Regions from separate parts of the Homo sapiens genome. Here region 1 is linked to region 2. The links are chromatin loops, found by intact Hi-C in ENCODE. Cell type or tissue: chondrocyte. All regions are shown on one strand. Links, peaks and the distances in the headings refer to the core of each region. The heading gives the core; the rest is flanking DNA. Region 1 overlaps SPTLC3 (serine palmitoyltransferase long chain base subunit 3). Region 2 overlaps MACROD2 (mono-ADP ribosylhydrolase 2).

What was found. A loop is a pair of places that touch in the nucleus more often than their neighbours do. Peaks named below come from ENCODE experiments on the same cell type or tissue, not always from the same donor. Only the 100,000 strongest peaks of a DNase experiment are listed, where the experiment ranks them.
Region 1: it touches region 2 in a loop (3-fold over the local background); 20 of 110 quality-filtered maps call a loop at or near these places.

What each region holds. Positions count from the first base shown.
Region 1 is chr20:13,117,118-13,122,501 of GRCh38, reverse strand. It overlaps SPTLC3 (serine palmitoyltransferase long chain base subunit 3), which reads right to left. Exons shown (of 12, transcript NM_018327.4): 8 at 4,777-4,996. It also overlaps a transcript of TASP1 not described here. Among named protein-coding and RNA genes, the nearest start is that of ISM1, 100 kb to the left of the region's middle. RefSeq lists an enhancer at 209-258. In chondrocyte, for the core only: CTCF peaks have their summits at 2,563 and 2,797 (motif pointing left); no DNase peak of the experiment used is centred there.
Region 2 is chr20:14,052,143-14,057,526 of GRCh38, reverse strand. The region is part of intron 2 of MACROD2 (mono-ADP ribosylhydrolase 2); the gene reads right to left. Among named protein-coding and RNA genes, the nearest start is that of MACROD2, 59 kb to the right of the region's middle. In chondrocyte, for the core only: CTCF peaks have their summits at 1,984 and 2,196 (motif pointing right); no DNase peak of the experiment used is centred there.

The sequences.
Region 1 (5,384 bases), core at 168-5,167, 930 kb after region 2:
CTTAGGCCACACTCGACTTCTCCAGACTTCTCCCCAGAAGAGTAAGCTTGGTGTGGTGTGAGGGGGTCCAGGAGAACACAGACCCCAATTCCACTCTCCTTACCCTGCGGTACTTTCCCTAACCCAGAGACTGTTCCTCTTTTTGGAGCAGGTGGGGAGTTCCTGATCTACTCATCTATATGGTACTAAATCACAGATTGAGTCACATTGGTCTCCAAATGTTTCATGTCTATCTCTCTTGTTTCTCCAAAAGGGACTGAAACTTCCTTGAGAGCAGGGATGGAGCTTTACACTTCTTTTAAAATCCATAGTGGTGGATACCTAGTGGTGGCCTGCTAAATATTGACCGTCTAATGGAAAACAGACGGGTTTTAGAGATGGAGGAAAGGTGGCCAGGGGCCTCAAAGCATATAGGGTATTACTCAACTGCATTCTCAGGGACAAGTGTAGCAATTGTCTCTTAGCTTGGGGACCATCACTGACAAAGATCAGACAAGGAAGTAAAACAAAACTTCCTTTGATCTTGAAAAGGGCTCTTCCCAATGTCCCCAACCCTAATTCACAGATTGAGACATTTTTTAAAGTCAAGGTCATGAGCCTTCTTAGTTTGAATAAATACCTCATCGGTGCAGCACTGGTTCTTTTTAATGTTAAGACTATCTTGCCCAAAATTTTATTTTTTTTGGACTGAGTTTGCTTTCTCTCAGGGTCTGAGTTTCTGGATGGAAGTTTATTTGCTTGTGTGTTTCAAAAAATGGAGCTCTTTGAGTAACTTCTGGAGAGTGTCAGGGAGAGCCTTGATTCCTGGCTACTAATTCCCCCTCTCGTTCCCCCATTGGGTGCTATGAGCCATGAGTTAAGAGGTGGCTTTGGTCTTTTGCAAGGCGAGTCTGGGTCGTGTCTTCTTCAGGGTGGGTTAGAGGTCTCCTCGTATCGAGGTTTCCACGTCCATTTGGAAGTTCAAAACCCTGATTGTTTTCTCTACACACAGGCCTGAAGTTCAAGGGCAAGGGTGGCCTTTTGGGAGGAAATCAGACAGGAGACTCTTAGAATAAACATCTTAGAGCTCACTCCCTGACCCCTGCTTACTTCAAAGGGATGTTAAATACAGCCAGGGCCTAGTGTGCAGGGCAGAGCTCACTTTTTAGAGTGACCTGGCTTTGGCTGGCATGCAGGCTTCTGGGGCTAATGCTCACCCCAAATTTGTCTGCCCTGTCCCAGTTCCCTTCTCCAGAATTCCAGCCCTGCAACCTATCAGTTACAAGGGCTACCATCGCTTCATTCATTTGCAAGTCTCTGGTCAGCCTGTGGAGGCTGTGGGAGCCAGTGTTCGGCACCAGGCATGCAGGTGGACTCAAGATCCTTGCCTGGGGAAAAGTTTGGGGTCTTCGGCATTGACCACATTTCCCAGCAACAGGATCAATACAAATGTGAAAGAATAAAAATAAGAAACCTAGTCCCATCAGCTTAGGCTTTCCTTCAAAGAAGCCATTCATGGCACGGAGCTCTGACAGGTGGAGAGAAGTAGTGATCTGGAATTTCATCAGGAAGGTCTTGAAAGGACAGACTCCTCCATGTTAGGCTGTTCACTGTGCATCTATAGCGGCTCCAAACCCAAAGTGAGCAAAACAGCAAAACTCTGCTGGCTCTGGACAGACTGTTAGCAGTTTCCTTGAGGTGGAAAGTGGGGATCACAGCCTGGCAGCAACTTCCAATTAGCAGAGGGGAATTTGTAGGACACTTTGTGAGGAAAAGGCTCTGAGATAAAAACAAAACCTCTGTTTCCTCTAGTAGTATCGTCATACTAAACCATTTTTTTCTCCTTGTTTTCAAATGTGTTTCATTACATGTCTCATCTGGTTGCTAATATATAAAACTCTGACCTTGACCCATTCCATAAAGATTTCCAGAACCTCCTAGACACTGTTACTGGGAATGCAGCCCCTCTATACCAATATTAACATCACTTAAAAAGAGAGTTAAGAGCCAGATGTTTTTATCTCTTTTTTCTAGATTTTTGGAGCTAACTGATTATTTTCAAATTTCAGGGTTTACTGAGAACCCTATGAGAACAGTGAAATTGAAATTATACACAGTTTCAGAAAAACAGCAAGTCTGAATGTGTGTACTTTAACTTTTTTTATGTTCAATTTTGTTGCTTTTGTATACATTGGTTTGGAATCCTAGCTATTTTGCAATAATCCCCGAATTTGAGATATACGGGAAGTATCTGGGAGATTATTCATCTGTCTATCAACTATCTATCTACCTATCTATCTGTCTTACAGTACAGTTATCAGAGTTTGAAAACTCTACTCTTAATTATTTAAACATACTAGTAGAAGTAGTTTTTTCAAACAAAAATCTTTAGTATTTGCCGAATCCTAATTTAAACAGACTCAAAGTAAAAATTCTTCACAAAATTATCTGAAGTTCATAGGAATAAAATATATGTTTGACTTGAAATTATACATAATGAAACTTAACATAATTAAAAAGAATTAAAGGTACAAAGGAACGGATACATAAGTTCCATCAAATCATGGGCTCATTAAGCCGAAAGGAAGCCAGTTTACCCAGGTTTATCACAGTCTGACCAAAATCATTCCACACAGGTGTGTATCTGACTGATTTTTAAGTCATCAGGGATACAGGCATTTTCTCAAATGCCCTCCTGCTCACCGCCCAGGTCTTGGAAACAGCCCCTATGTTTTCAAGGTTTTGCATCTTGCTGTTTTAGGGCAGATCTCAGCGTAGGCTAACGAATCTCTGCCAGACACGCTCTAATTCTTGCTGCCATCTAGTGGTAAATTTAGACACTGCAGTGTAACATGAAGGGAAGAGAAGACAGAGAAAGGTGGGGAGGAAAAAGGAGGGAGAGGAGAGGGAATGAACAATGCGACCCTCTGTATCCAAATATGCATAAAATGAGCATTTTAAGAGATAAGAAAATGAACAGATGTACATACTTTTTCTGCATCCCGATTAATGTAAATAATGGTAATTTTCACAATTGCTCAGTATCTATGCCAAATGAATAGAAATTGTGTGGACAAGAACGCCTACATCTTAAAAATACTCTAGCTGACATCAGAATGGAGAGCATGAGAGAGAATCATGGTGAACTGGTGTTTACTTCTGCTAGTCGCGAGCCTTTGTTTAAAGTGGGTATCAAATGAAGCTACTCTAGGGGGAAAAATGTGACATCCACCAAATTTGACAACATTTCAAGAATTGGCTTGCTTCGGTTTATTCAGGTGCCTTTGGTTCAGGAAGTAGAGTTATGCTTCGTTAAAAATTTTGTAGTTCAGAACTGCTGCTAAAGTAATCACAAAACCACAAGCTCACAGAGCAATGTAGCCAGGATCAGGGAGCTCCTAAATTTGAGACCCTCTGCTCCTACTGCTTCGACAGTCTAGGAAGGGAACATTTAACCTTTCACCAGATTTAGCTGAATTTTGTAAGATCCTGGGCTTTCCCAATGGTTTTAGCATTACCCAGCTGATTCCCACAGGCCAGTGAAGAGGGGATGAAAAACAATGCTTTGAGCCCGAAAGAAAGCAGTGCTTATTGAAGGGTAAAGGCCACTTAAAACTCTGAACATTTTAAGCATCTGTGCATTTCATGGCAGGGCCAGTGGCCAGAATTAAATCTGTTGTTTTAAATCATGAGCTTTCAATGAGAGGACTGTTTTCTGCTGCACTTCTTGGTTTGTCTAACTGGTTTACCAGAAGTCTGAACTCTTGTTCCTGTTCATCACAATAGGTAAGAAAGTGGGGATTTTTGTTGATACCACTTGCATGCACTGGTTTTGGGCCTGGTGTGGCATCCTAGGCTGAGCCAACATCACTGTCACATCTGCTCTTTGGGACAGGTGTAGGTTTGTCTGAGATAGGTGTCAGAATTTGGACAAGGCTATCCTCTCATTGTTCAGATAACTGGCTCCTTTATCTCTCAAACCCAGGTTTGAATATTGGATTTTCTTTGTCCCTTTCCTTTCCCTCCTTTTAAATTTCTCTCAAATATTTATTGTTTTTTTTTGTTTTTTTTTTCCACAAACCTCTTGGTGATATTGGCACTAGAATGACAGGGCCAACACTCACTTAACAGTCTAATCCCAGCAGATCAGAATTTTTAAGGCATATTGATAAGATATTGGAGAATGGCAGGATTTGACCTATGGTGTATGCAACATTATGGAAAGAATTTTTTTTGCAGAGAATATTTCTTAAAAGTACATTCCTGCCACCGTTTTGATTAAAACTCTTAAAACCCACAACTTGTAGCATAGGGTCAGCCTCCCTAATAACTAACATTGCCTACTGTTGCTATTATCTTCTTTGTGTTTTTTAATGCTTATAGTTTTCAGAACATCCCTTATCACTTCTGGCTTGGTATACATTATTCTCTCTGTGTGTTAAATATGGCCCCCCATTATTTGTCTACCAGATGGATATTCATTCTAAACCATGTCCTAGATACTACTTAACAGAGTTAATTATTCCTCTGCCTGGTACTTTGCATCTTATGTACACGGCCAGTGTTGCCATTTCATTATAGTGTGATCACTCATCACATGCTCCTCTTCACTATTCGAGGGAGAGCTCCTCGATATTCTGGGCCTTATCTGGCTGTGAACCCACTGTAGCCAGGCTGGAGTGATCAGCTGAGGTGTGGTGAACTGAATTGAAGCTTTCATGAAATTCAGAGAAGCCCTACACACGGCATCCCCAGGGCGCTCAGGTTTTAAACAGACACAAGCAGGCCCTCTCTTACCTTCCTTCCAGCTATGTAACCTCCTGAAGCTCCAAAACTTTTGGTGAATGTGCCCATGAGCACATCAACTTCATGAGGGTCTAGTCCAAAGAACTCCGTGACACCCCGGCCGGTTGGGCCCACGGCCCCAATACTGTGAGCTTCATCTATGTAGAGGTAAGCCTTGTATTTCTTCTTTAGAGCTATGATCTGGGGCAGATGCACGATGGAACCTTCCATGCTAGGGCAGAAGGAGAAATGCTCATAACTAACAAATACCCTCCTGGGAAGCTCTGTCAGTTTCCCCATCAATACATCCTAGACAGTCTTCCCTGACACACGCCATTCCTTTGTTCTGAAGGCATGTTTTATTTGGCTGAGACAACCCTTTCAATCTTGTAAGGCCACTTGGGCATTTCTATGCTACTTGGATAAAATAATTTACATTCAATGGATTTAAGTGCTTTTGGTTTCAGCTAATTCTCAAGCAAACAATCAGCTCACTGCATTATTGATCCAATTTATTTGTAAAGCCAACTGGTGTAACTAGACTGACCATTCTGGATTCTAGATATTCTGCTAGAATTGATTAAATTACCCTATAGTCATTCCCTTTATCAGCCTGGCAT
Region 2 (5,384 bases), core at 281-5,280:
TCGATCTTTCTAATTTTAGCCATTCTGCTGAGTGTTAATATTATGTCTTTACAGTTTGAACTGACTGCTCAAATCTCTTTCCCATTTATTCTATTGGGTTGTCTGTCCTTTATACTGATGTAGGAGTTTACATAGTATGGATATAAGCCATCTGTCAGATATATATATTACAAGTATCTGCTGTTACTGTTTTGTTTTTCTCTTATCAGTAACTTTTGATGACAGAAATTCTTGAACTGTCAACAGTCCAGGTTATCAATCTTCCCTTTTATACCTGTGAGTTGTGTGTCCTGTTTAAGAAACATTTTCCTACTTCAAGATTATAAAGTACTGATACTTTCAGTCTGATAGAAAGATGTAAGATATTCTCTTATACTGTCCTCTAGGGGCTTATTTTACTTTTCACATTTAGATCTTCAATCAAATGTGCATGGTGGGAAGCAGGGATCAAGTTTCATTGTTTTTCCCATTTGGATATCCACATGATAAGCAATGTTTAATGAAAAGATTGAATATTTTTAATTGATGAAGAATAAAATATATTATGAAGATATCAATCACAAACTTCTAAGAATCAAATAATGTAGCAATAAAACGTTAAAAAACAATGAGAAAAATGACAAACACACAACAGTAATACAAAACTTTAATAAAATTATCATAAATACATGATAGCTGAAGCACATAAAAAAAAAAAGAGATCTGAATAAATATATAAAACTGTATACCCTTCAGAGGACTCACCTTCTTTGTCAGTGCTTGGGGCACATTTTAAATACTGATCTTATATGTATCACCAAAAAAGATTTTAATTCTCAAAAACCAGAAACTGTACATTCCTTATTCTCTGATTATATTATACTAAAAATGGAAAATAACAATTGTAAACACATACATTTCATCATTTTTAAATACCCTCTTAAGTAACTTTTAGATCAATGAGGAAATTGCAGCTACATTTTATTGAAAATCTAGAAAATAACAAAAACAGCATCTTCTATTATATGGCATTTACTCAAATCTGTAATTTAGAAGCAAATTTAGAGTAATAAAAGCTTTTGCACAAAAAGAAAAATGGAAGTACTAAGTTGTTAGAAAAACCTGGAAGACAAAAAAAACAGGTAAAATTATTTTTTCAGTTAGCAAGCAGAAGAATAAAATTCAAAGGGCCATTGCTTTAAAAAAACAATAAAATACATATATACCTCCAATCTAATTACAATCTAAAAACAGACAACACAAGACATAACATAAATGTAATGATAAAGGGGGTTTTGTCACATATGGAAGTCAAATATCATAAGAAAATTCTATACATAAGTGTTTGCTAATAATTTTTTTAAACTGAACAAAACAGACAATTCTTAAGGAAAACACAAATTATCATATTATCCAAAACCTGAGAAGACCAATAACTATAGAATAAACTGAAAAAGTCATGAAATAAATACCTCTATGAAAGGTCATGGGTAAAATCTAATTATATCATATATTACCCATTTACAATCTGCATAATCAATCAATCAACAGAAATGTCGGTAACACAGTCTGGGGTTCTTATTAAAAACTGGCATCCATTAATTCATTTACTCATTCAACAAATATATATCCAATGAGGACCCTGTGTGTACTGGCCTCTGCTAAATACCAGATACAAATATGTACAAGCCAAACATGATACCTGACCTCTAGAAGTTATAGAACACAAACAAGTAAACAGGTAATTACAACAAATTGAGATGTTATATAAGAGGAGAAGGGACAGGTTTAAAAAAAAAAAAAACAGTACTGATCCCTACTCTCAGCAATGTTGGGGAGAAGAGGGTGGAAGAGACAGCTGGTATATGTTGAATGCCTGCTCTTTGCTGTCTGTGTCAGGTGCCACAAAAAGACATTCTCATTCATTCCCAGTAAGAACTCTGGACAGGTAACTTGCCCTATGCCCAGACTGGTAAATGGACAAGTTTTAAGGATTCATAGTCAAATGTGTATATATATGTATTTTTTTTTTTTTTTTTTGCTCCTGAAACTTCTGATCTTTCCCTAATGCCATTAAAGGAGAATAAGAATAACTAATGGAAGAGCAATAAAAGAGAACACCAAACAAAGGCTGTGGCAAAGGATCAGTAGAGTCAAAAGAGAAAGACTGTAACAGGCTTACAAGTTAATTAATGCATTTTTGGAAATCGATCACTAGAGGGCGGCATTGCAAAGACTATGAATAACAAGTCACAAAAAAAAGAACCAGAGTAAAACTATAAAGAACGCCAATGTGTTTAATCCATTTGTAAGTACTTTTTAGAATGCTTAAAACATTATTTCATGTTTAAGACAAAATAAACGCATGTTTTTCTTTCTTAACCTGAAATGTGTAGAAAATATTTCCTTGGAGTTTCACAAAACAAAGACTACTGTAACATAGTAGATGAGTAAGTCCATAAATACAAAATCTAATTTTATAAACTAGCTTTGGTACAGCAGCTTCTCAGTTTGAAAATAATCATATCGACCTTTATGTTTTCTTTTGTCAACATACTAATATTAACAAAATTAACCCATATAGAACTATTTTCAGAAAGGCAGTCTATAAATAATTATATCATAGAGTCAGGAACCTGAACTTTGAGAAAGTGCCTTTAAATGAAAGGCAAAGACAGATAAATAATTCTTCTAAAATAAAATCACTGCCTGCATGTTCTCATCTCTGAGTACTTCACAATCCAGAGTTTTCTGGCCCCATTGAAATTGTTCTGGACAAATTTACCAGTGGCAATTCTTTACCAAATCTGAAGGATTCCTTGCACTTTTTATGTTTCTACACCTCTCTGTGACATCTGACACAACTGAACATTCTTCTTTAGTGAAACACTAATTTCTTGCATCCAGCATAACCCTCACCATTATACTTTTACTCTATTGGCTCCCTCCCTGGCCACTTTTAAAGTTTAAAAACTTCAAACCTTCTTAAACTTGGGGAGTTTAAAACTCAGCCCTTTTCTATCACATCTTTTCTTTAAACAAATCTTCATTACATGGAGCACTTGCCAAATCTCATTCTCCAGCCAACTTCTCATAACTGTGTGCTAGCTACCTCTGCTTATCTCTGCAGCTCCTCTTCTACCATCCAGCCTTCTACTCTAAGATGTTGCTACAGTAAATGGTCTACAACTTGCACTCAGCTGGAAACTCCCCTCTTGGAGCTCCCCCATCCACCTGCTTTTGGAATTCCTCCTCATCCTTATACATCTTGCTAAATTGTCATACACTCTACAAGTTTCCCCAGTATTCTCCAGGAATCATTCCCATCCTGGTAGCTTTCACTATTGGGTGGATCATACTAGATTCCAAATACTCATTTGGTTTTATTTCCCCACTCAATGTGGTGGGGGAGGCAGAAAAGTAAACAACCAATTACAATAAGTGCTTTAGATAATCCTGAAAGAGTACGATTACATACTAAAAAAATTAAAAACTAAATTTAAAAACCACCCACACAAACCAATTCGCAAGATGGTTTCTATATAACATAGTTACACTCTTAATTTCCAAGTATTAATTTACCGTTTAGGATCAGGGTTTATACCAACACCAAGCTCAACATTTAATAGAAAAAAATCAATATCCTTAATATTACAACATATTTACTATTTAAAAATTTTTATTTTGACATATGCACTAATATAAGGTCTGTTAAAATCTCAAGGAAAAGAGAAAATCATGATTACGCATCACAAAAAGCACAGTTATTTAAGTGTAAAAAATAAAATTTAAGTTCCATCACGCTATCTATGGGAAACAAAATTGAGAAAATTGACCACAATATGAATAGAAATCACCATACTTCATCTTGAAAAATTAGTATTTATTGACAAAAACCCACAATAGTTGGTTTTGAGCACTAAAGAATTTTAAAGTGGAAGTGAAGTACCTTACAAAGCTCTCGTGATAAACACACTGTACTTTTTAGGTTTGGGCAGATGCTATACATTTTCATTCATCCTTGGATGAAATGGAAGCAAAAGTACCTTCATTCACAGAGGACAAAGAGCAGCTCGGATTGTGAGAAGAGTTTATGACAACTGCCCACAGCAGAGACATAATTCCTAGGACTGAAGCACTAGCTGTTTTTCCACATTAAAAGAAGACCAGCGTTTTTCCATCAAGACCCACAAAATTCAATCATTCCTTAATTTACTCCCTTTTCAGTTTTCTACCTTCATTCACTCTAGGAAGGTCTCTTAGAGTTACATATACAACAAAAATACATATTTCTATCACCCTTTTTGTCTGTTTGCCTTCTCTCAAACAGTATTTCTTTTTCCTTCTTCAAAACAGACTTTTCTCAAAGGAGTCTTCAATGAGTCTTTCTTGATTCAAAATGGACTGGAAGACAAGGTGGGATAAAAGGCTCTTTTCCTAGAGCCCAAGCTAGAAAAAAAAAAAAAAAAGAAGAGGAGAAAATAATACAAAATTCTCTCTTAAGAGCAACATTACTTATTTTCACTGAAACAGAAAAGAAAAAAAAAAACTCTACTATTATATGGTTTCATTTCACTTACTTTACCTTGACCAATTTTATGCTCACTTATCTTTGTTTACTTCCACTTAACAGAGTTGTTACAGGAGTAAGTTCCAACTGCTGTAAGTTTTCAAAAACAACTTCCCCACATACTAATGCATACTTTTTATATTATCATTTAAAAAGGACAACAGAATTATGAATTATCAGCAATACAACTGAAGATAGTGTTTCTAAAACTTCAAATAAAAGAATTTCTTAGAAAACCTCTGAGAAATTCCCTGACATATGGTTTGCAAAAAAAAAAATCTGTTTGCAATTTTTTAAGCTGCAGTGAGGCTAGAGCTGTCCTGGAAGCCATTCTCTGAGCTCTTGGCACTTAAGTTTCTGGTATTCTAGAGAAAAATCAGGAACTTAAGACTTAGGGAGCTCCAGTTAATTAACTACTTAATTAAAACGCACAGCATTGTTAACATCTTCATGCCTGAGAAATAAATCAGAGTGTGAAATGGTTAAATAGCCAATTAACATAACCAAAGAAGAGATCATCAACAAGTTAGTTACAAATAAGATTTGTATTAAAAATATTCAAAATATTTAAAATTTAGTACAATTCACAGATCTAAACATTTCCCATTGGTTTCTAAGAGTTATTGATAGCTAATACTATTATGTCAGCATGCTGTGTACCTAAATGTTCCTGATGAATCATATTATCATGTAAATGAGTCTGCAATTCGAAAACTCTGATACAACTTAGTTATGAAGATGACAGAAAAGTTGTACGGGAACAGAAAAAGAAAAAAGACAGAAAGACACTAATATTCTTTCCTAATTTCTCTACCACCCTTGGAAAAGAAGGCCA